3 separate regions of the Homo sapiens genome follow, and regions 2 and 3 are each linked to region 1. The links are chromatin contacts, found by Hi-C or POLR2A ChIA-PET in ENCODE. All regions are on one chromosome and are shown on one strand. Each heading gives the region's core, a stretch centred on a gene start or an enhancer-like site at or near the end of the contact. The rest is flanking DNA. Distances are from core to core; before and after follow the strand shown. Region 1 has its middle 63 kb from the start of CTLA4. Region 2 has its middle 53 kb from the start of CD28. Region 3 has its middle 35 kb from the start of CD28.

Region 1 (3,658 bases), core at 615-3,114:
TCAGGCTCAGTGGCTCACACCTATAATCCTAGCACTTTGGGAGACCAAGGTGGGCAGATAGCTTAAGCTCAGGCATTCCAGACCAGCCTGGGCAACATGGTGAAACCCCAGCTCTACAAGAAATACAAAAATTAGCCAGGTGTGGTGGCATGTTCCTATAGTCCCAGCTACTCAGGATGCTAAGGTGGGAGGATCTCTTGAGCCCAGGAGGTCAAGGGTGCAGTGAGCTGAGATCATGTCATTGTAGTTATTGTAACTATATTCCATATGTTCAAGAAGGTGGAGGAAAGATTAAGCACATTAAAAAGAGACATGAGATCTATTTAAATGACCCAAATAGAACTTCTGGAAATGAAAACTACAACACCTGAAAAAAATACACTGGGTAGGATAAACAGTGGATTCAACACCAAATAAAATAATATTAGTGAACTTGACGGCATAGCCATAGGAACCATGCATAATAAAACTCCTGGAGAAAACACACTGAAAAATGAAGAGAACATCAGACACCTTTAAGCAGTCCAATACACATATAATTGGAGTATTGCAGTCCAATTATATATTATTTTCCTGTTGGAAAATGTGAAGACAGAAAAAATTTTTAAATTAATTTTTTTAGATGTAAATTTGTCTAAAGATATAAACTCACAGATTTGAAGCTCAACCAACACCAAGCTTAGGAAACAAGAAGAAAATTTCATGAAGGCATAATGTTATCAAATTGCTTAAAATAAAGAGAAAATCTTCAAAGCAACCAGAGGAAAAAACCATAAAGTTGTGTTGTCTCCCCCAGATTGTGAAATGTTCAATTCCACACACCCTGGCCTTGGGAAACCACGGGAGGTAGAGCTTGGGACCTGTGGACCTAGAGAACATGGCTTTGCTTTCCAAGTAGAGTTCGGAATGCAAACAATATTTAATATGAACTATAAATATTTTTTCTCATTTATTAATGTTTCCCTTTAGCAGGGCAGGAACTAGCATGAGTTGATGTATCAGGTACAAATTTTAAGGAGCACTAAAAAATTAATCAAATAACATTTTCGTGTAATATTTTAAAGAATTAAAATGAATGCAAGAAAATCATTATCAAAATATCACATTTTTAATGAAGACAGGATCTGACCCTGTGCTTGCATGACTCACTTCCTTCTCCTTGGTCCAAGTCCTACTCTTTAGAAAGAGACCTGACATATCTTTAGGGCAATTTCTTCTTATCTCCCCCACGCACTGCCCATAGTAACTCCAGTCCTCCACCCACTCATCACTGATTTCATTTTGGTGCCAAGACAAGAAACCTTAAGGCCATCTCCTTCTTTCTTTTTTTTTCTTTTTTGAGATGGGGTATCACTATGTTGCCCAGTCTGGTTTCAAACTCCTGGGTTCAAGTGATCCTCCTGCCTCAGCTTCCCAATGTGCTGAGATTACAGGGATGAGTTGCCACACCTGGTCTTTCTTATTAGTTCGTATTTTCTTCATGTTTCTCCCTTCTAGAGTCACAAGAGAATTATCCTCTTCAAGTACAAATTATATTCCTAAAATGTTTGCCTCTGTACTAGAAAGGGTTATCAAGGAATTGGAGTCTTTTAACAGCGGGTTTCTAATCAAATGGATAAAGAGCAAACAAAAATAAACGCCAAGCTTTACTTACTAGCAAAAAGTGGAGTTTTTTAATTCATTGACAGATTTTGTGTGTGTGTTTTAATAGGGCTATTGTGTTGCTATGGTTGCAAGCTTGCATTGGTACTTTCACTAGGAGACGATGTGGTCTGAACATTCCTCCCACTTTTCACATCTGCCCACGTGTTCCACACAGGGATTTGGTAACCTGGCTTCTAGCCCTAGCCTCCTCTGCCACCCCAGGGAGTGCAAATTTTTCAGCCCTTTCTCAGAAAATCTGAATTCCTCTGAGATGTGGTAAAGTTAAACCCTGGCTCCTGCTCAGAATGCAGATTGTCAAACCACAGAATGTTGATCAGCTTCCTGTGTGAGCCTCGATAAATTTTTACCTCTTTGGCATGATATTTATACATGAGATCGCTATGAGATAATTAATTTAATAATGACCTCTTCAAAATGAATTTAGAAATTAATCACTAGAGAAGATATAGAGCTTAAAAATTCTGGGTGTTTTTCTTAAAGCAATCGTTACGAAACATTTTGCAAACTAAGAATGACCTCTTAATGATTCTTCTAAGTTCTAGATATTCATATATCTTTTCTCTTGTCTCTTTTCCTCTCCCTGCTCCTTTTTCTCATCTTTTCTTCTCGTCTCCTTACCAATTTTTCTTACAACACTTACACCCATCGTCCAAGCTTGCCTCTCTGAAATTTGATTCTCAAATCTGATCACAGATGTCTCCTAAGAAGTAAAGAGGCAGTGGGGACAATGGTCCCAAGTATTGTGTCTTCTGGGGACCTGCCCAGTGGTGGCAACTGAAACTGGTTGTCCTCAAGCTTGGGAAGAACTTCTAACCAAGACCTTGGTTCAGGCCCTTATCATTTTTTAGTGGCCTCTGTTCCTGCATCCCTTTTCTAGCTTTTCTCCATACTCCAAACTGAGTGATCCTTCTAAACTGCAATTCCACCTGCATGGCTTGAAATCCTCTAGCGGTTCCCCAATGTCAATTAGATGAGGTCCAAGCTCCATAAAATAGCATTTGAGGCCTTTAGTGATCTGGATCTTCCTCCCACCCTGACCTTGTCTCTCAGGGTTCATGCTCCTCCCTATCCCTAATCTCCCCTTCCCCTGCCTCCCATACACACACACAGACACACAGACACACACACACACACACACACAGCCACACCAAACACACTCCTTACCCAGCCACACTAAACTCTGTATCTCCCAGTCCCCGCAATGCACCATGTTTTCTTATGCCACCATATAAGGTTTTCTCAGCCTAGACTCCCCATTCTATAAAATTATGATATAGTTTCAAGACTAATCTTTTATCTTTGAAGAGTGTTCATAGCACTCTGTCTCATTCCTTTCATTGTCTCTGTTTTTTGTAGCCAAATATATTTATAACTGTTCTGACTATGAATTAGAATTCTCTGCAATGTAATTTCATGGTATTAGGTGCCAGCAGGAAACTGAACACTAAAGTCAGTGATCCACATGTCTGAAAATGTTTGAATGCTTAACACTATGTAGCTCTGGTTTAAAAAGAAATGAGTCATTTGTGGGTCCTTGGGTTGCCACTCTCTGAAATCTCCAAGTACTTTCAAACACGCACATTCTCACATTCACTGGCCTTCCTCGGCTCCCACGTGGCATCACTCACATTCTGATGCTCTGCACAAGATGCTTTTTATATGCAAAAGCAGCAGAAATTCGGGTTGCCTGAGCCATTGGCAAGTGTATAGTGGTTTGAATGCTCCCTGACACAAGTCCACCACTCTCCTGAGCACTCCTGAGTGGTGACCACAGGGCTGTTCTAATCCAACTATGTGAGAAGAGCTGTGGTGGAATGGACAGAGCATGAGACTGCAGGTGACGAGACCTGAATGCAAATTCCCACTCTATACCTCTGCTTCTATCATGTGGCCTCAAGCAAGTCATTTCCCCTCTGTGTGTCTCAATTATCTCATCTAAGACCAGTGAGTTGGGCAATATCAATATTTTTCAACTGGAACCATAGACTGCCTG
Region 2 (4,126 bases), core at 1,402-3,901, 45 kb after region 1:
CAGATCCAAACCGTATCACCACCTATTAATGCAACAATACTACATAACAAATAACCCCAAATTTTATAAGCTTACAAAACAAATGTCAATTTTTCACTCCTGGGTCTGTAGGTCAGCTGGCCATGCTCCATTCCAGTCTGTGAGTGGGTTGGGTTCAATTCTACTCCATATGTATCTTCTCTTTGGACCAGAAACTTCCTGGTCCATGCTTTCTCATGGTGAATGGCAGAAACATGAGACCAAGTCAAACAACACAGACATTTACAGCTTCTGCCTGCATCCCATGCACTCCATATTCCATTGGCCAAAGTCATATAGCCAAACCCAAAGTCAAGGAGGCAGAGATAAAATCTCCATCTCTTCCACTGGGAGGTACTAAAAATAAAAACACTTGACAATGAGTTTCAATGTATAATTCTATTACAGGGAGGGAATGAAGATTGAAAGTCATAATCTAATCTGCCAAGCATATGTGGGCACCAACTGTGTTTCTAAGGAATCTACACAAAGGTATCAGCTCAGAAGCTCCAGAGCAGGTGAGCAGCATTCAGAGGGCGTCTGAGATGAGGTACTGTCAGGTTGAAACTGCATGAAGCTGCTTGCCTCAATAGAAGGAGCAAAAAGAGACAGGCAAGGTTGAGATTTGCAGTGATACGTAAGAGATGTCCAAGGCATATAGTCAACTCTTCATCCTACTTCATCTTACTTCAATTACTTCATCCTACTATGTAAGAAGGAAGTGCCAGTTCTACTGCACTCTCCTGCCTTTCCTGTGTAGGTGGAAGGGAAATAGGCAGTATAAATTAAAGCAAGGAATCATCATTTCCCCACACTGCTCTCTTAGGAAGTTTGGAAGTGGAGTTAAGAAGTTGTTTCTGTCCCTTTTAGAAGAAATGTGTTGTTAACCAAGGCCCTGATGTTAGATAGGGGAATACCTTTGGGAACCATGTACCCATTAGTAGACCAGGCCTCTTTCCCTAACACTTTGACCTGGGGTAAGGAATTTGAGGACAATACGCACTATTGCCATATTTTAAACAGATGACGCCTCTTGAGCCCAACCAAAGCCCTTTATTCTTGCTTTCAACATACATCTCTTGCCATTTTGGAATGAAACAGAGAGGAGCTTCAACTGTTTTAATTTGGTTCTCCTGAGAAATCAAGTCATTGGTCTTTATTCTATACCTCTGGGCCTCATAAAATGAAACTCACTTATCTCTCTTCTACACAGAAGGCTTTCAAGACTGAAAACAAATTCACAAACATTATATCCAAGTGTCTCGTTGATGTTTGACATCACAGATGCACAACAACTAACTGAATTTTTTTGTTTGTTTGAACAGAAATGACGTTAGATTTGTGTATCTTTCTGTGGATTGATTCAACATGAGAATGGATTCAAAAATACACATTCCTTCACAGTGCATGGTTTTAACATCATATCAAGGAAAGGGACACTGAAGAAGGTAATAAAGACTGTCTTGAATCACTGACATCACCCCTCCCCCATAGCCTGGCAGCAGCAGAGAGAAAATGTGTGTGCTTGGAGGAGAAAGAGTGCAGTGATTGCAGGACTTTACGTTGGAACTCAGTACTGTCCTGCCACAGCAGAAAGCAACACAGGGCAGAATTCAGCCAGAACCCACAGAGGGAGCATCTAGACCAACCCTAGCCAGAGGAGAATTGCCCATCCCAGTGGTCAGAACCTGAGTTCCAGCAAGCCCCACCACTTCAGGCTAAAGTACTCTGGGGTCCTAAATAAACTTGAAAGGTAGTCTAGGCCACAAGGACTGTAATTCCTAAGCAACTACTGATGCCATGTGGCTTGAAACCAGTGGACTTGGGGGGCATGCGACATAGTGAGACACCAGCCAGAGCAGCCAAGAGAGTGTTTGCATCACCCCTCCCCAGCCCAAGGCAGCACAGCTCGCAGCTCCAGGAGAGGCTCCTTCCTTCTGTTTGAGGAGAGGAGTGGGGAGCGTGAAGAGGACCTTTTCTTGCAACTTGGATACCAACTCACCCACAGTAGGTTAGGGCACCAGGCAGAGTCCTGAGGCCCCCATTCCAGGCACTAGCTCCTGAAAAACATTTCTAGACACATTTAGGTCCAGAAGGGAACCTGCTGCCTTGAAGGAAAGGACCCAGTCCTGGCAGGATTAATCACCTGCTGACTAAAGAGCCCTTTGGCCTTGAATAAATATCAGTGGTAGCCAGGCAGTACTTGCCACAGGCCTTGGGTGAGACTCAGAGCCATGCTGGCTTCTGCTGTGACTCAGTGCATTCCAAGCTGTGGTGGCCTCAGGGAGAGACTCCTTCTGCTCGAGGAAAGGAGAGGGAAAATTAAAGGGGACTTTGTTTTGCAGCTTGGGGACCAGCTCAGCTACAGTAGGGTAGAGCACTGAGCAGGCTCTTGGGGTCCCAGATTCCAGGCCTTGGTTCCTGGAAGGCATTTCTAGACCTGCCCCAGGCTAGAGGGGAGCCCACTGCCCTGAAAGGAGAGACCCAAGCATGGCAGCACTCACCACAAGCTGACTGAAAAGCCCTTGGGCTTTGTGTGAACTTCAGCCATAGCCTGACAGTATTTGTCATGGGCCTAGGGCAGTGGTGGACAGGGAGAGAAACTCCTTCTGCATAAGGAAAGGAAAAGGAAGAGTGGGAAAGACTTTATCTTGTGGCTTGGGTGTCAGCTCAGCTGCAGGAGGATAGAGCACCAAGTACATTCCTCAGGTTCCTGACTCCAGGCCCTGGCTGCCCGATGGCATTTCTGGACCTGCCCTGGGCCAGGGGAAGCTCACCTCCCTGAAGAAAAAGACACAAGCCTGGATGGATTCACCACCTGCTGACTGAAGAGCCCTTGGCCTTGAGTGAACATTTGCAGTAGCCAGGCAGTAGTCACTGCAGGCCTTGCGTAAGACTCAGTGTGCTGTGCTACACTTTGAGTCTGACTCAGTGTAGCCCAGTGCTGATGGCCACAACGGTGCTTGTGCCACCCCTCCCCCAATTCCAGGAAGCTCAGCATGGACAATGGGACTTCATTTGTTTAGGGGAAAGTAAGGGAAGAGAACAAGAATCTCTGCCTGGTAATCTAGGGATTCTCCTGGATCTTATCTAAGGCCACCAAGATGGTACCTGTATGAATCTGCAAGAGTCACGGCATTACTGGGCTTATGGTGCCTGCTAATGCAGGTATGGTTATAGTGATCAAAGATTTAAATCACAACACTCAATTTTCTTTGAATACTTGGAAAGCCTTCCCAAAAAGGACAGGTACAAACAAGCCCAGACTGTGAAAACTACAATAAATACCGAACTCCTCAATGCCCAAACAATGATAAATTTCCACAAGCATCAAGACCATCCAAGAAAACATGACCACTCCAAATCAACTAAATCAGGCACCAGTGGACCAATCCCGGAGTGACAGAAATATGTGACCTTTCAGATAGATAATTCAAAATATGTGTTTTGGGGAAGCTCAGTGAAATTCATGAAAACATAAAGAAGGAATTCAAAATCCTATCAGATAAATTTAACAAGGAGATTGAAATAATTTTTAAAAATCCAGGCCAGGCGTGGTGGCTCACGCCTGTAATCCCAGCACTTTGGGAGGTCAAGGCGGGTGGATCACGAGGTCAGGAGATCGAGACCATCCTGGCTAACATGGTGAAACCCCGTCTCTACTAAAAAATACAAAAAAATTAGCTGGGCGTGGTGGCAGGCACATGTAATCCCAGCTACTGAGGAGGCTGAGACAGGAGAATGGCATGAACCCGGGAGGCGAAGCTTGCAGTGAGCCGAGATTGCGCCACTGCACTCCAGCCTGGGGCCACAGAGCAAGACTCCGTCTCAAAAAAAAAAAAAAATCCAGTAGAAATTCTGGAGCTGAAAAATACAGTTGACATATTAAGGAATGCATCAGTCTTTCAACAGCAGAATTGATCAAGCAGAAGAAAGAATTCATGAGCTTGAAGATAGGCTACTTGAAAATACACAGTGAGAGGAGAAAACAGAATGAAGCACACCTACAAGATCTAGAAAACAGCTTTGGAAGGGCAAATCTAAGAGTTATTGGCCTTAAAGAAGAGATAGAGATAGAGATTGGAGTAGAAAATTTATTCAAAGGGAT
Region 3 (4,037 bases), core at 722-3,221, 63 kb after region 1:
CTGGAGTGAGGAATGGGGGCAAGGGATGGTAAGGGTTAGGTCGGTGCCTTTCTGATCTGAGTAATACTGATTTCATCAGCTACTTGTGAAATGCTGAGCCTTAATGTAGATTCATGAGGGGTTACTCTTGGCCACTCATAAATGGCAGCCAAATGCAGACTGGAAACATGAGATAGGTAGAAAGTAGGAGGCCAATTCTGAGACAGCTGCTTCTGATCTCTACCCACCCAGAGTTGGATTTGGATGTACTACATAGGGAAGAATTAGCAGGGAAGTCAAGCCTGTTCATCACATTGGACACAGACCATTTTCTGCCCCCTTCCTTCTGTGCATTTGTTTCCTGGCCGGGCGCGGTGGCTCATGCCTATAATCCCAGCACTTTGGGAGGCCAAGGTGGGCGGATCACGAGGTCAGGAGATCGAGACCATCCTGGCTAACATGGTGAAACCCTGTCTCTACTAAAAATACAAAAAATTAGCCAGGCGTGGTGGTGGGTGGCGGATGCCTGTAGTCCCATCTACTCGGGAGGCTGAGGCAGGAGAATGGCATGAACCAGGAGGCAGAGCTTGCAGTGAGCGGAGATAGTGCCACTGCACTCCAGCCTGGGCGATAGATCGAGACTCCATCTCAAAAAAAAAAAAAAGAAAGAAAGAAATTTGTTTCCTTGGAGATTACAAGGATGTGATGCCTAGAAAAGAGGGAAAAGAGTAGAAAGGACTTGAGAAAAGAGTAACAAGAGCTCCCAAGATGTTTAGGCTTTCATCAATAATATAGGCCAGGCACAGTGGCTCATGCCTGTAATCCCAACACTTTGGGAGGCCGTGGTGGGTGGATCACTTGAGGCCAGGCGTTCGAGACCAGCCTCGCCAACATGGTGAAACCCCATCTCTACTAAAAATAAAAATAAAAAATAAAAAAATTAGCCGGGAGTGGTGGCGTGTGCCTATCATCCCAGCTACTGAGGAGACTGAGGCATGAGAATCGCTTGACCCCGAGAGGCAGAGGATGTAGTGAGCTGAGATCATGCTACTGTACTCCAGCCTGGGTGACAGAGCAAGACTCTGTCAAAATTAATAATAATAATATACAGAAGACTCTGTCTTCCTGAAACAGCTTCTCATTCCCTTTGCTTATAACTTCCCATTTCTTCTACCTCAAATGGCTTTCCTTAGATGAAAGCTCTTCCTTCTTCTTTATTGATCCATGTCCTTCTTTCAAAAGAGATGCTTGACTCTCAGCACTCCCAAGAAGCCTTTACACACATTCAAACCAATTCCTTCTGGCCCTAAAAATGTAGAAGGTGGCTGGAACTCAAAAATAAGCCTATAGCTAAGGTTGCAGCTTAGATCTAAGTCAAGGATCAGCAAACCGTAGCCCATAAGCCATGTCCAGCCCACTACCTGCCTTTGTACAGCCCATGAACTAAAAATGGATTTTCCATCTATAAATGGTTGGGGGAAAAAAACAAAGGAAAAGTAATATTGCATGACATGAAAATCACACGAACTTCACATATCAATATCCATAAATAAAGGTTTATTGGAATGCAGCCATGCTTATTTGTTTATATATTGTTTATGGCTGCTTTCACACTACAGTGGCAAAACTTATTATCTATAAGAGACAGTATAGTCACAAAGCCTAAAATATTTACTATCTGGCCCTTAACAGAAAAAAATTTGCTGATTCCTGATCTATGACATTGAAAGAGTTAGAGATGTTAAATAGGAACATGTCAAAGAAATGAATTTCAGGCAAACCAACAAAGGCTATCAAGTAGCCACATTAAGATCTAAGTCCCAAAATCAAGACTAAGTGGTTACCCCTAGAAGCAGGATATAGGGGGCAGGAAAAGAAAAAAAAAACTGAAGTAATATACAAAGCAGACACTCTACACTTCGGAAGTGTGGAGGTAATATCTGTGCTGCACACTGCCACATCCCTGTACCTAGCCCACATCTTAGTGCTGGGCAGGTGCCCATTAACTAGTTCTAGAATGAATGAAGTAGAAGAGAGGAAGGAGAAACATAAAGCAAATGAAACAAGCATTGCATAGGGTTGGGGATAAAAGAGGGTCCCCAACAACCACCTGAAGTTTGTCTTCCCTGTGTAATATGTCACAGGTTCTCAAAAGTTAGCAGAAACCTCCATTTGGGAAGCTAAGTGTGTGCCCAAGAGACTGAAGAAATGACTAAATAACTATGGTAACTACCCCGATGCCCATTCAAGGTCACCTTTTCCACCCCTTCCTCAGTCACCAGATGCAAATATATTTAGTCCAGAGAATAAATTCAGACGAGATTAGCAAGGGGAAGGAAATCACATATAAAGCTCATGAAATAAACAGCGCCACTTGTCACTGCTGATCTTTGATTAACTGGCTCTTCTTTCCGAAACAGGGCCTCCTTTTCTTCTTTTTCTCTCTCTGTCTTTCTCTTTGTTTTCAGGTGACACCCACACATATCCTTCAGTGTTGGCAGAGATGCTCACTCAGATAACAACTGGAGTTCATGCTGCACATTTTCATCTTCGTGTGTCATCATCACCATGTAAAACCACAACTATAGGAAAACAAAGCTGTTTGCTGCTCTTCTTCTCAACTGACATTTCCACCCAGCTCATGATTTGTTCTTTGGAGCCAGAGGAGAGTTTCAATTTATCACTGAGATAGCTCTGCCTGATGAAGTGAGAGTAAAATCCAGTCCACTTCCACCCTGAAATCCATTCACCTTTCTTCAACTTTTTGTCCCTTCAAATTCCTAGCATTCAAGGGTCTTTCACAGAGTTTCAACAGGCAAATCAGATAGGAAAATGAGCTTCGGGAAGCACACATTCTGGCCCTGAGAGTTGCACCAAGAATGAGGTCAGCTTTGAAGAGCTGATATATTCTTTGATCACCTCAAGCAATTTATCATCTCAAGCAATTTTCAAGTGTTGGGCCCGGTGTCAACACCCTGAAATGAACAAAAGTCACTCTGAGAAATTGTGTGACCTTCTGCTCTGGACAGTGGCCTAGGTTTCCAAGTGCTAGGATCCTGTGAATCTTCAAAGAGAAAGCACATATTTCTTCTGGGTTGCCAAATCAGAGAAAGCTGAGAGGCCCCACCATTCACATGTGTTCTTGAAGGGGTATGATCCCAGTTCACTGCAGCCTCAGCCTCCTAAGTAGCTGGGACTACAGGCCTGCACCATCACGTCTGGCTAATTTTTTTTTTTAATACAGACAGGGTCTCCCTATGTTGTTCAAGCTGGTCTTGAACTCCTAGACTCAAGTGATCCTCCTGCATTAGCCTCCCAAAGTGCTGACATTACAGGCATGAGTGACCGTGCCCAGCCCCAAACTTTCTTATGAGCACCACTGTCAAAAAGTCAAGAGTTAGGCCTCAGTTTAGGAAACACAGACAGACATTAGAAGCAAAGTTACCAGACAAGGTTCTGGTCTGCTTTCCAGACCATCCCATTTGCTGCTGCATAGTGTGATGGTTAGGTCCCCATTACAATGAATCCAGAAGCTTCTTTAATTTTTTCTCACCTATCCATTATCTCTGATACCGACAAGATGGGAGAGAAGAAAGGGTATTGCTTTAAAAGGGAATCAATCTGTTTTATCATACTGGAGGGAAAAAGTGAATTCGGGGTTGTGGGCAATTACAATATTCACCCAGTTGGGTAGCTAGAATGTTGTGGGAGGTGTTAGGTGAAGCGAAGTTTGCATTTTATTTTGTTTTGAACTTGAGTTTCAAAGTACTAGAACCTTTTTACAGAACTGGGTTACATTATTTTTATTAGCATGGTAAAGGAGTGCTTATTGAGCAGATTCATTTAATGGCTTTTTTTTTTTTACCCATCTCGTTCCTTTCCAATTGATTTGATTTGTCTTATTGAACTATCCATGAGTAACCAGCTGAGTTCAGTCTTTCTTGGAGTAGTAAGAGACATATAAGCTCATCTTTTTCAAGTTTAATTACCTTTATTAAGTTTAATAAGCTTCATTTCACCAAAGAAAAGAATCAGTTTAGAGATGAACTCATTGCACA

Evidence for each region. A loop is a pair of places that touch in the nucleus more often than their neighbours do. ChIA-PET counts read pairs that join two places held with the same protein, here RNA polymerase II (POLR2A). Pooled maps may share reads with other maps.
Region 2: a loop to region 1 is called in a map of psoas muscle, with 2.0 times the contacts of the local background. The contact joins two enhancer-like sites. A Hi-C loop is called at or near these places in 3 of 168 maps with a recorded cell type or tissue (PC-9, mammary epithelial cell and psoas muscle), 1 of 37 single-sample maps with no recorded cell type and 13 of 50 pooled maps. POLR2A ChIA-PET finds 5 or more read pairs at or near these places in 9 of 52 experiments (CD4-positive, alpha-beta T cell, MCF 10A, activated CD4-positive, alpha-beta T cell and 5 more).
Region 3: a map of CD4-positive, alpha-beta T cell shows a loop between it and region 1 (2.1-fold over the local background). The contact joins two enhancer-like sites. A Hi-C loop is called at or near these places in 11 of 168 maps with a recorded cell type or tissue (CD4-positive, alpha-beta T cell, CD8-positive, alpha-beta T cell, Jurkat and 6 more), 3 of 37 single-sample maps with no recorded cell type and 18 of 50 pooled maps. POLR2A ChIA-PET finds 5 or more read pairs at or near these places in 20 of 52 experiments (A549, CD4-positive, alpha-beta T cell, CD4-positive, alpha-beta memory T cell and 12 more).

The regions. Positions count from the first base shown.
Region 1 is chr2:203,802,502-203,806,159 of GRCh38, reverse strand. No RefSeq gene overlaps it. Among named protein-coding and RNA genes, the nearest start is that of CTLA4, 63 kb to the left of the region's middle. Within about 2 kb of position 1,864, at least 6 of the 41 ENCODE cell types and tissues checked have a DNase peak (open chromatin) inside an H3K27ac peak, as active enhancers do; they include CD4-positive, alpha-beta T cell, CD8-positive, alpha-beta T cell and mammary epithelial cell, where a contact is called at or near this core.
Region 2 is chr2:203,757,961-203,762,086 of GRCh38, reverse strand. No RefSeq gene overlaps it. Among named protein-coding and RNA genes, the nearest start is that of CD28, 53 kb to the right of the region's middle. Within about 2 kb of position 2,651, at least 3 of the 41 ENCODE cell types and tissues checked have a DNase peak (open chromatin) inside an H3K27ac peak, as active enhancers do; they include mammary epithelial cell, where a contact is called at or near this core.
Region 3 is chr2:203,739,670-203,743,706 of GRCh38, reverse strand. No RefSeq gene overlaps it. Among named protein-coding and RNA genes, the nearest start is that of CD28, 35 kb to the right of the region's middle. Within about 2 kb of position 1,971, at least 4 of the 41 ENCODE cell types and tissues checked have a DNase peak (open chromatin) inside an H3K27ac peak, as active enhancers do; they include CD4-positive, alpha-beta T cell and CD8-positive, alpha-beta T cell, where a contact is called at or near this core.